2 separate regions of the Homo sapiens genome follow, and region 2 is linked to region 1. Evidence: read pairs that join two places in POLR2A ChIA-PET (ENCODE). Cell type or tissue: PC-9. All regions are shown on one strand. Each heading gives the region's core, and the rest is flanking DNA. Links, peaks and the distances in the headings are about the cores only. Region 1 holds the start of LOC124905138 (a long non-coding RNA gene). Region 2 has its middle 21 kb from the start of WNT7B.

Evidence for each region. Peaks named below come from ENCODE experiments on the same cell type or tissue, not always from the same donor. Only the 100,000 strongest peaks of a DNase experiment are listed, where the experiment ranks them.
Region 2: POLR2A ChIA-PET joins it to region 1 with 10 read pairs; 7 of 35 experiments call an interaction of 5 or more read pairs at or near these places.

What each region holds. Positions count from the first base shown.
Region 1 is chr22:46,140,387-46,145,751 of GRCh38, forward strand. LOC124905138 (a long non-coding RNA gene) reads right to left here and starts at 3,842. Exons shown (of 2, transcript XR_007068140.1): 1 at 3,040-3,842; 2 at 1-759. In PC-9, for the core only: no CTCF peak of the experiment used is centred there; no DNase peak of the experiment used is centred there; H3K27me3 peaks cover 1,562 bases.
Region 2 is chr22:45,995,551-46,000,915 of GRCh38, forward strand. No RefSeq gene overlaps it. Among named protein-coding and RNA genes, the nearest start is that of WNT7B, 21 kb to the left of the region's middle. RefSeq lists enhancers at 1-547, 1,511-2,180 and a silencer at 902-1,051. In PC-9, for the core only: no CTCF peak of the experiment used is centred there; a DNase peak (open chromatin) is centred at 2,021; H3K4me3 peaks cover 536 bases.

The DNA.
Region 1 (5,365 bases), core at 139-5,138:
TCTGTTGCTAGGCAAGATGGGGACAAAGATGGGTCCAGTTCTCCAGCTGTTAAACATCTGTCTCATCAAGAAGATGGGACAGCACATGGAAAATAAATTTCTATGGTTATAATAACTGTCCCAGATTCTCTGTGCAGTAATGGCAGACCCCCTTTCCCTCTGAAAACAAGCAAGAATTTTGGATAAAACAATAACAAAATTAAGTTAAATGCATCAAAGGGCTGCTAAGCTAGTGGGAAACCTCCAGGCCAAGTTTCAGGGGGAAACCAAGAACCTAGAGAAGAACGCTGGGGTCACTGGTGCCTGCGAGCATTTGCCAACCTGGCAAGTTGGGCTTTGACCTTGGAGGGAGTAGAGGGGTAGACAGAGGTCAAGGTATGAGGAGCCTGATAGGGGCATATCAAGCTGGAAGCGTGAAAGGCCTCACCTTGGGTGAAGACTGAAGCAGAGATAACCCTGGCCCCTGCCCCAAAACAAGGAATTCGTTAGCATTAAAAGGAGTGGGAGGAAAAAAGGAAAGGAAACTCACGGATTCAAGCACAAAGAGCCTCGGAGCTCCTGCGGACTTGGACCCCTTGCCCATCACACCCGGGAGGCCCGGAGATGGTGGGGCTTCTGTGCACTTGGTTCCAGGTGGTCTGGGCTGTCCATGTGAAAGTAAACACTATCCTTGTGAGAAGGAACCTCTGTCCTTGGCCTCACGGAAACCCCACAGACACCCTTCAAAGGGCCCCAAGACGCACACAAAGATATCCAAGTCTGAAAGGGAAGAAGGCACCATGAGTAAGAACCAGCAGACAAGCTAGCGGACACCCGCGCGGTCTCCCCATATTATTAGAAAATTACCAAACAAGACACTAGAGGACATTTCAAACCATAATAGAAGAGATGGCCCATGTTCGGTGGCCAAGCATAGCACAGAGCTCCTCACTCCTCCAGGAATTCCACTGAAGGGTGGCAAGTTCTGGAGTTCAAGCCACTGGGGAGGCAACAGGAGTGCAAGTGGCCACAGTTCAGGCGCTGAGGGGCAGAGGCAGGGAGGGGGCGCTCCCAAGAAGTCCACTGGGAGACGCAGGCAGGGGGCTTCCCAGGCAGCCTCACCAGCTTCCCTTCACACTGATCCCCTGTAAAGGTGTGTCCAGCCTCGATGTAGGAGGAACAGGGAGAAACTGATTTGCTATTCATAAAATGCGTCTGCAGAAACAGATTAACTCCTGATCCACTTTCACGGCTGAAGCAGAGCCTGCCTTGTAAAACACATGGGCATTTTCCTATAGTTGTTTTTCTGTTTTCAGTTTTGTTTGCCATTTCCTGAATCTAACACCTTCTGAGGCGGATGCTAAGAGTTTAGAATTTACATAATTACCCGAGTCACTTGTTAACTCCCTGTAAGCAGCACCCTCACTGGATTTGATCACTTTTGCTTTGCCATGCCTGCATAAGCTTGCCACCGAAATACTTTAAAAAATGGACTTGAGGCCACACACTGGGCTCATGCCAGTAATCCCAGTACTTTGGATGTCAAGGTGAGAGGATCACTGGAGGCTAGAAGTTCAAGACCACCCTGGGCAACATACCAAGATCCCTTCTGCAAATAATAATACAAATAGTAATAATAATAATAAATATATATATATATATATATATATATTTTTTTTGAGATGGAGTCTCGCTCTGTTGCCCAGGCTGGAGTGCAGTGGTGCCATCTCGGCTCACTGCAAGCTCCGCCTCCCGGGTTCACGCCATTCTCCTGCCTCAGCCTCCCCAGCAGCTGGGACTACAGGTGCACACCACCACGCCTGGCTAATTTTTGTATTTTTAGTACAGATGGGGTTTCACTGTGTTTTAGTCGATCTCCTGACCTTGTGATCTGCCCGCCTCAGCCTCCCAAAGTGCTGGGATTACAGGCGTGAACCACCGCGCCCGGCCAATAATAATACTTTTAATTAGCCAGTCATGGTGGTGTACACCTGTAGTCCCAGCTACTCAGGAGGCAGAGGCAGGAGGGTTATGTGAACCCAGCAGTTTGAGGCTGCAGTGAACCATGATTGTGCCACTGTACTCCAGCCTGGGTGACAGAGCAAGATCCAACCTCCCCTCCGCACCAGGAAAAAAAAAAAAGGAAAGAAAGAAGACAGACTTGTGCCTCACAAGTGGTACTTTTGAGTTCCCACTCAAACTACTGTCTTTCGAGTAGGGCAAGACCACTTTCCATTGTGGTATCTTTGCAGCAGTGCCATTGTCCCTTATGGAACAGTGTCTCAGGACCCCGCTCCTGCTCCTTCTGCCGGCTCTGAGCAGGTGAGGACAGGGGACTGGGAAGGTCCCCTGCATCTGAGCCCGCCGGTGCTCAAGCATCTTTCTTGGCTGCCCAAGAACATTGTCTGCAGGACAATCCCAGCTCCTCAGCCTGCGTCTCTGGCCCTCCAGGTGCCCACTGCTTATGCTTCTCAGTCACATCCCTGGCCTGCCTGGGCTCAGGGCTGACTCTTACTCCAAGGGTGGGCAGCATGAAGCTGGAGCCATTTTGCAGCAGGAAGGATTCTGCCTACTAGGAGCCGAGGCCACACATGGGGGAAGGCAGGGTTCCTCTGCCGGAGCCCCTCCTGGTGTGATGAGGGAGGCAGGCACACAGAGAGGGAGTTAGAAGAATGGGGTTAGTGGGAAACTGAGGTCTGCCCCAGGCATGAGGAGGCAGTGAGGGCAGACTCCTAGCCCAGCAGGGAGAGGAGGTACTGAGAGCACCCAACCCTGAGTGAACAGCAGCTAGACCAGGCCGGGCAGATGGCCAGTCCCTCCTGCAGCGCACTCCAAAGTCTCAGGGAGCCAGGGAACAGGCAGAGCTGAGAAAACGTCCTGGAAACTCCACAGGAGCCCAGAGCCCACCATGTTCTCTGAGAGAAAGTCAGCACTGGGCACGCTGGACAGGGAAGCAGGGTCATGCTTGGAAAGGCCAACTCAGTCCTTGCCACCCACTGAGCACCCACTAGCTAGTTATTTGGTTTTGTTTTAAAAACTCAACTCATCACGAATACTCACCAAGATGCTTTGATCTAATTTCATGCCTCCACCTGGAGAGGGGGAACGATGAATTGACAGTCTCCCAGCCTGTCTTCCCCACCAGCCATCCAAGAACCCTGCCTGCCAGGATGCTGGTCCTGTGTCTGCCTGCCCCACGCCACCGTCACCTTGCAGAGAAACACTGATTGCCTTCACACATCTGGCTCCAGCCAACTCCCTCCTCTGCACACCTTGAGGCTCCCAGGCAGAGAGGAGGCTCTTCCCCAGGCCGGGGGCCCCCCTGGGAGGGTGTCCAATGTCATGCCAGCCAAGGCCCGTGTGGGCGTAGCTCCTGCAGGTTCTCAAGGTTGTAGCCCGCACCCTGCTCCTTGGTTTTGTGAAAGATCAAAATCAGGGCCTCACATAGAACTTTATATTCCAACGCTGCAAGTCTCAACACAAACCAATGTGTTGACTTGAAAATAAATATCACTAATAAAATGGAGAAGAGAGCTGGCATGGAAAGATTGGGAAAATGTCAAGAATTCTTGGTGCTGTATGTTTATCAGTAAATAAAGCACATCTGAGGGGTGAGGGGTCGGCCCTTGGACCTTGGGCTCTTACAGATGGGTGCCATTTTCAACAGCTTTGGAGACAAACATGGTGTTTGCCAATATCTTGGTTTTGCCAAGTCAAAGCTAACCAATATCAGCACTTCATCTAAGCAATTCCCACTAAGGAAAGGTATTTTCAACAACAACAAAAGAATATAAAGGATATAGTCTTGGGAAGGAAAAGGATATTTGTCTTGTTTTTCTTTGAGAAAAGAAATGAGCCTCTCAATGTTGCCCAGGCTGGAGTGCAGTGGTGCAATCACAGCTCGTTGTAGCCTTGACCTCCCAGGCCCAAGTGATCTTCACACCTCAGCCTCCTGAGTAGCTGGGACCACAGGCACGTGCTACCATGCTTGGCTAATTTTTTTTTTTTTTACTTTTTGTAGAGACGGGGTCTCATTATGTTGCCCAGGCTGGTCTCAAACTCCTGGCCTCAAGCAATCCTCCCGCCTCTGCCTCCCAAAGTGCTGGGATTACAGGTGTGAGCCACTATGCCTGGCCTGAAAAAAAAGGCTATTGCTTTTTTTTTTTCTTTTTGAGATGGACTCTCACTCTCGTTGCCCAGGCTGGAGTGCAATGGCGCAATCTTGGCTCACTGCAACCTCTGCCTCCAGGGTTCAAGCAATTCTGCCTCAGCCTCTCAAGTAGCTGGGATTACAGGCATGCACCACCACGCCCAGTTAATTTTTTGTATTTAGTAGAGACGGGTTTCACCATATTGGTCAGGCTGGTCTTGAACTCCTGTCTCAGGTGATCCACTTGCCTCAGCCTCCCTAGGTGCTAGGATTACAGGCCCACCATGCCCAGCCCAAGGCTCTTTCTTTTCTTTTCTTTTCTTTTTTTTTGAGACAGAGTCTCACTCTGTCGCCCAGGCTAATCTCCAGTCACTGCAACCTCCGCCTCCTGGGTTCAAGCGATTCTCCTGCCTCAGCCCCCAGAGTAGGTGGGACTACAGGCACGTGCCACCATGCGCAGCTAATTTTTGTATTTTTAGTAGAGATGGGGTTTCACCATGTTGGCCAGGCTAGTCTCGAACTCCTGGCCTCAGATGGTCCACCTGCCTCGGCCTCCCAAAGTGCTGGGATTACAGGCATGAGCCACCACGCCTGGCCCCGAGGTATTTCTTTAAATCAGCTAGTTGAAGTTCTATAGGAAACTCTTCACAATGTCAGTTTTTTGTTTTTTTGTTTTGTTTTGTTTTGTTTTTTTCACTTTGCTGCAGACCCAGAAAACTTTGTCAAACATGACCTGTCCCTTCCAGGAGATGAGGGACCATGGCCCAATCCCACGTTTTAGTGAAACCCAAGCAGAGCAATGCAATAGGGCAGCCCCCCTTCCACTCAGCTGCACAGGCTCCGGTTCAGATTGCCTTTCCTGGCTGGCAGGATGCTTTGGTGAAAGGCAGATAATAGGGTGGGACAGGGGATCACGGGCGGGAGACACGTAGGCACTGGGGCTGGTGTCTGCGAGGCATGAGGCCTGCCTGTCGGCTGTCCTGAGTGGAGAGACAGGACCGGGCAGTGGGCCGCCATAAAGATGGTGCTGGATGCGACAAGAGCCGCATGGAACACAGGAGGTGGTGGCCACACAAGGCAGAGGGCAGCTTTGGCAGGGGGACGGTTGCCAAGCAGGCTTCCTGTAGGAGGCAACTCTTGACAGAGCCCTCAAGCTGGTGGTTACCATGTCCCAAATATGACCCACTCATCAGGCCCCACCCTGCACCACCCCCGTGCTCCCTCCTCAAACTCACA
Region 2 (5,365 bases), core at 79-5,078, 140 kb before region 1:
GCGGTGAGGAACCTCAGGGTGCAAGTGTCTGGTGTGTCCCTGTGGCCGCTTCTCCCGACTTACACGCAGGAGGGGACCTGTTCCTGTCCATGCCATGGTGGCTCTGGCTCTCTCTTCGGTGTCCACAGTGGCTGCACCATTTCACCTTCCCACCAGCAAGCGTGTGCACAGGCTCCAATCTCTCCACGCCCTCCCCTGCTCTCTCCGGCTGTGTGATTCTTCACTGTGGTTGCTGTCACAGCATCAGTGACAGTGAGTCGGTGCCGCACTGTGCTCCGTTCCTTCTCACGGCTGATTCCCACCCTGTTCTCTTCCCCCCCGGGAGCTCACGCTCAGGAGGGAGAGGGCTCCGGAAGCCACAGCCCCGCACCATGAGTGGCCAGGGCGAGGGAGCGGTGGGCCAGCAGGCAGGGGCGAGCTCGATGCCTCAAGGAAGGCTCCAGAGTTCACTCATTCCATGAGTGTCAACCAACAAGCAGCTCCCTGCGGGCCTTATGTGCCAGGCCTGGGCTGAGAGGCTCTGAAGTTACCAAAATCAGCACCAAAGTGTAGCAGTCCCCCTCAGTCCATGAATTGCTAAATCAAGCTCAGAGTCTAGCGGGAGAGACAGACCGGTCGGCCAGACAGACAGACAGACAGACCACCCTCCTCCAAGCTGGAAGGCACCTGATGCAACAGGGAGCGCCGAAGGCAGATCAGGGAGGGCTTCCCTGAGGCGATGCCACTTGGCTGAGTCTGAGAGGCGAGGAGGGGATAGCTGGGCCCTGGGAACCACCTGCGGGCCCAGGGTAAGTTCCACGTAACGCCCCGGGGGTGACACTTGGGTCAAAAGGAGGTCAGCAGCAGGCAGGGCTGGGCCTGAGGCCTGGGACAGAGCTGAGTCCTGGCCTATGGCAGTGGGGCCAGGGCAGGCACCAGGACCTCCAGGGTGCCCCGGTCCAGGGAAGGGACCTCCAGGGTGCCCCGGTCCAAGGAGGGGACCTCCAGGGTGCTCCGGTCCAGGGAGGGGACCTCCAGGCCATCCCAGTCCAGGGAGGAGAGCTCCAGGCCGCCCCCATCCAGGGAGGGCTGCTTGACTCTGGTCTCTGCTCCCTGCGCTGACTCAGAGGGCCGGTTCCGCTTTGTGGAGCTCAGTGGGGCCGCCCTCCTGCTCCACGGCCTGGTGGCCGGCTGTGGTCTATGCTGAGGAAGGGGAAGCCCAGGTCCATGCTGCCTGCCCAGGACCTCTCTGCAGAGCCTGCCTCTTCTCTTGGCCCAGGTCTGGCATCGGGGTGGGCTCCTGCAGCGGCCCCGCCCGTCCGGAGTATTTCCAGGGCCAGGGAGACGGGCAAGCACACAGGCACGTTGCGATGGGTGATGGAGGGGCGTGCAGGCGATGGAGGGGTGTGCAGGCGATGGAGGGGCCCACGCCACGTGGGTAGGCAGGGCCTGGGAGAAAGGGTGCCCAGGGACCACAGGAGCTGAGCCCTGAGGGTTCAGGGGAGAGTGCCAGGAGGGGGAGTAGGCAGGAGAGGAGGAACAAGAATGACTGAGGGGACCTCAGGACCCAGACAGGAAATCATAGCACAGGTCAGGGCCCATGTCTGGGGAGAGGGGACAGGAAGGGCTCTAAGGCAAGGATGGAGAGGCAGGCAGGCCACGGGAGGCCTCTGGACTGAGACCCAGATGCAGCAGGCTTGAGGGACCTCAAGAGAGGGCACTGCAGGCAGGGGCCCAGCCGTGCAAAGGCCCTGTGGCAGGAGGGCTGAGGTGCCACCCACACAGCCCGAGGGCAAGGGCTGCAGGAGAAGGGAGAGATGAGGTAGAGATTTTCCCAGGGCCATCCCTCCCAACTCGACCCCCTCCCCAACGGGGTCCCAGGGCCCTGCCATTTTAAGCCTGAAAGAAACCAGTTTGACTCAAACTGGAGGCATCTCCTCTGGGAATCTACAGCCCTAAATCACAGCGCCTGGGCAGCGAGTTCACTTCAGGACACACTGGTCTTCTGAGTTCTGTCTTCCTGTGTAGCTGGGGGGGATGGACAGCCCTGGCCCCGGGCCACTGTTCCCCGCCAGCGCATTGTCTGCCAGGCCAGCGGCGGAAGCAGCAGCTGCTGGGGCAGGCGGAGCCTGCTGGAGGAAGCCAGGGCCCCCCTAACCCCCGCCCTCCGCTGTCTCCACTTGCCCCACCCCCTCCACCACTGGAACCTGGGGGACAGAGGCTGGGCATGGAGACCCGCCCTGCCTCCAGCACGGGCCCCCCCAACGCTGGCCAGAACCCTCCCTGTCCTTCCACCCACCCAACTCAGCCCAGTCCCCTGTAGACTCTCAGGACCATCTGGTTTTCCAGCTTGTGGGTGACTGACCCACAGTTGCCCTGACTAGATGTCGGCCACCTCTCCGCCCAGAGGGAGGGGAAGAGAGAAAAGCCAAAGCCTAGTTTACAAGGGAAGTGACTCCAGGCCTGGTTGCCTCCTCCTCCCCAAAGAAAAAGAGTTCAGCTACTGGCCCTGTGGGAATCTGGACCCCAGACCTCAGGGGCAGGGACTGGGGGGATGCAGAGGTCAAACCTGGGAACCTGTAATGGTTCCCTGGTCCCAACGGCACCTGCCCTGAGCTGAGCCCTGAGCCTGACTCTACAGTCCCAACCCACCACCCTGTGCCTCCTACCCCTCCCCAACCCCAACTCTCGAAGCCAGGGTCACCGGACACTTCCCTCATCCTTTGAGGAAAGATGGTGAAGCCTCAGAGGCGGGAAATGGATTCAATTGTCCACAGCTGAATGTGTATGATCCTGTTCAGGTGTGAAAACTGAGTCAGTTCAGTGCCCGGTGGCACCTGACATTCACAGCATCCCTGTTGGAGTGCCCGCCTTGGACGCCATCTGTCCAGGCAGGTGTCCTCTGCGGGCTCTTGTTCCAGGCTGGCACGGCTGCCAAGTCCCCTTAATGGGCCAAGTCCCTCTGGATCACCCAACGCCTGGGTCACTGCTCCTGCGGCCACTCCTGGACCTGCCGCTCCTCATCCCCACCCCTCACCAGGGCCCAGCTGTGCACCTGTGCACAGCTCCCGCTGGCTGAGTTCCCCCAGGCAGTGGGCACAGGCCAGCCCTGCCCGGCCCGCAGAGCCCACCCTCTCCTGTCCTGAGGATCTGAGAGCCCTCTTAGCCTGGTCCCTTCCCCAGGGCTGGCAGCAGTGCCCCCCCAGGGGCCCTGGCTCTTTGTCTCCTCAGGGACATTGTTTGGAACGTAGACTCCTGTTGGCCAGGGATCTGGTTTCTAGACTCTTCTTTTGCTGTTTTCCTTCAAACGTTAGCCACGCTTTTCAAAGTATACTTTAACCTCAGACGCTGGCCGGCATCTCCATCGTCCCTTGCTGGGTACTGCCCTTGACCGTGCAGCTGCCTGGGGCTGGAGGAGGTGCAACCTTGGGGAGAAAGTCACATCCCTTCACCAGGCAAGGACAGCCAAGCCCACTGCCAGAGGAGTCATTGGGTTCAAGTAAATAATCAAATTGGAACTGTGTGTTCAATGTAAGCATCAGAGAGCCTGCTGTGCACCCTCCCCCCCATAACCTTCTGTGGCTCCCTGTCGCCTCCCTGAAGGCCTTGCTCTTCAGCACAGCACACTTGAGCCTCTGGGTCTTATTTCTCCCCTGTTCCCCCTCCTCAGGCACATGGGAGCCATGCCTCGTGCCTTTGTCATGTGGGCCCCTCTGCCCGATCGGCACAGGCTCACAGGGCCAGGTTCAAAGGACCTTCTAGACTCTTTGGCTTCAGAGGGGCTGTCCACACACCTGGCCAAACTGCTCCTCACAGCCACCTTTCCATCTGCTCTCCCCTGCCTTCCTTGCCCTGGCTAACCCTACTCAGCCCTCAGGTCTCACCACCTCCTCCGGGCAGCCTCTCCTGACAGCCTCCACCAGCCCCCAGACTCCCACAGCCCCCAGACTCCCGCAGAGGCCTGAGGTGCCATCTAGGGGCATTGTCCAATGACAGGGGACAGCTCAGAGGTGGGGGGATGTTCTGTATGCACTCCCTGCCTGCTGAGCTCAGGAGCCTGGGGGCCAGGCAGTTGGAGAAGCAGACAAGCAAATCAACAGCAGAAATAGAAATGACACTGACAGCTACCACCTGGCACCTGCCTTAGAAAATGCATTGAGCACAAAGGAAACAGACGTGCAGGCGGCCAGGCGACATTGACACTGCGTGGAGTAGGGGACAGGGATTCAAAGCCCAGGCTCCGGTGGGCGCGTCCCAGGCACCTGCTGCCGCGCTTCCCAGAGAGTGAAATTCGCCACTGTGGGGTGGGGGCATCTTAAGGGTTGTAGAAACCAAGGAGCTCAAAGGAAGGAGCCAGGGGTCGCCTTGTCCAGAAGGGATTTGGGGGTGCAGCAAAGATGCCGCAGAACATCAGAACATGTATTTAAAAGTAGAGGTGAAAGACCAAGGGAACGGGGAGAGAAGGTAGGTCTAAGTGGAGGCAGAGATAGGCCCACGGCTTTGGCTCCAAGCTTCCCAGTGGCAGAGGCAAAAAGGGAAAGGGGCAGTTTACACAAATTACTATTCTATGGGTACAATTAAAAGGCACCACATCCTACTCCTGATGCTTCCCTTCCATGGCGGACTGGGGATGGCACAGGAAAAGAGCGTGTGGAATTCCTTCCCATCCTGTACATGTTCGGAGCATTGCACTCTCCCGGGCTCTGGGGCTTCCAGGTGAAACAGCCCCTACCTGCCAGGCCCTCAGCCCGTACCTGTGACAGCCCCCTGCTTCGTCCTCACAACAGCCTGGGCACTTGAGGTTGGGGTCTCAGCTGTCACTCTTCCAACCCTATAAATGAGGAGGTGGAAGGAAAGAAGCCAGCACTTCATGAGGACATGGTGGTCTGTCTGCCCATGATGCAGACGCCGGCTTTGTGCAGGGACCCCATTCCTCAGCCCCACATGTGTGCACCTCTTTGGCCGGACCTGTCCTCCCATCCAGGTGCCTCCCAGATGAGGGGCCTGTGCTGAGGGACTTGGTTTTGTGTCTAGTGGCTGCTCCTAGCACCCTCACCTCTGTCCTCACCCAACCACTGGCCAGCTGGGCTCCTGCCTCCCTGCAGGTAGGGCAGGTGCGGAGGGAGCACAGCCCTGAGCATCCAGTCTTTTCAGTCTGGCCAACCCCCAACCCAGTGGCTCTGAAGGTGCCTGGAGAACCAACAGCTCAGGACCCCGCTGGGCAGACCAGGCCTCTCACGTGGCTGTAAGAGAAAGTTCCTCCACCCCACCCTACCCCTCGATGTCTCCTGCCCCTTCCACCCTGGGCAGATGATGGCTCCATACAGGCCAAGCCTGGATGCAGGTGGATCCAGGCCAAGGACACGGGGGTCCCCTGGAGTGAGCA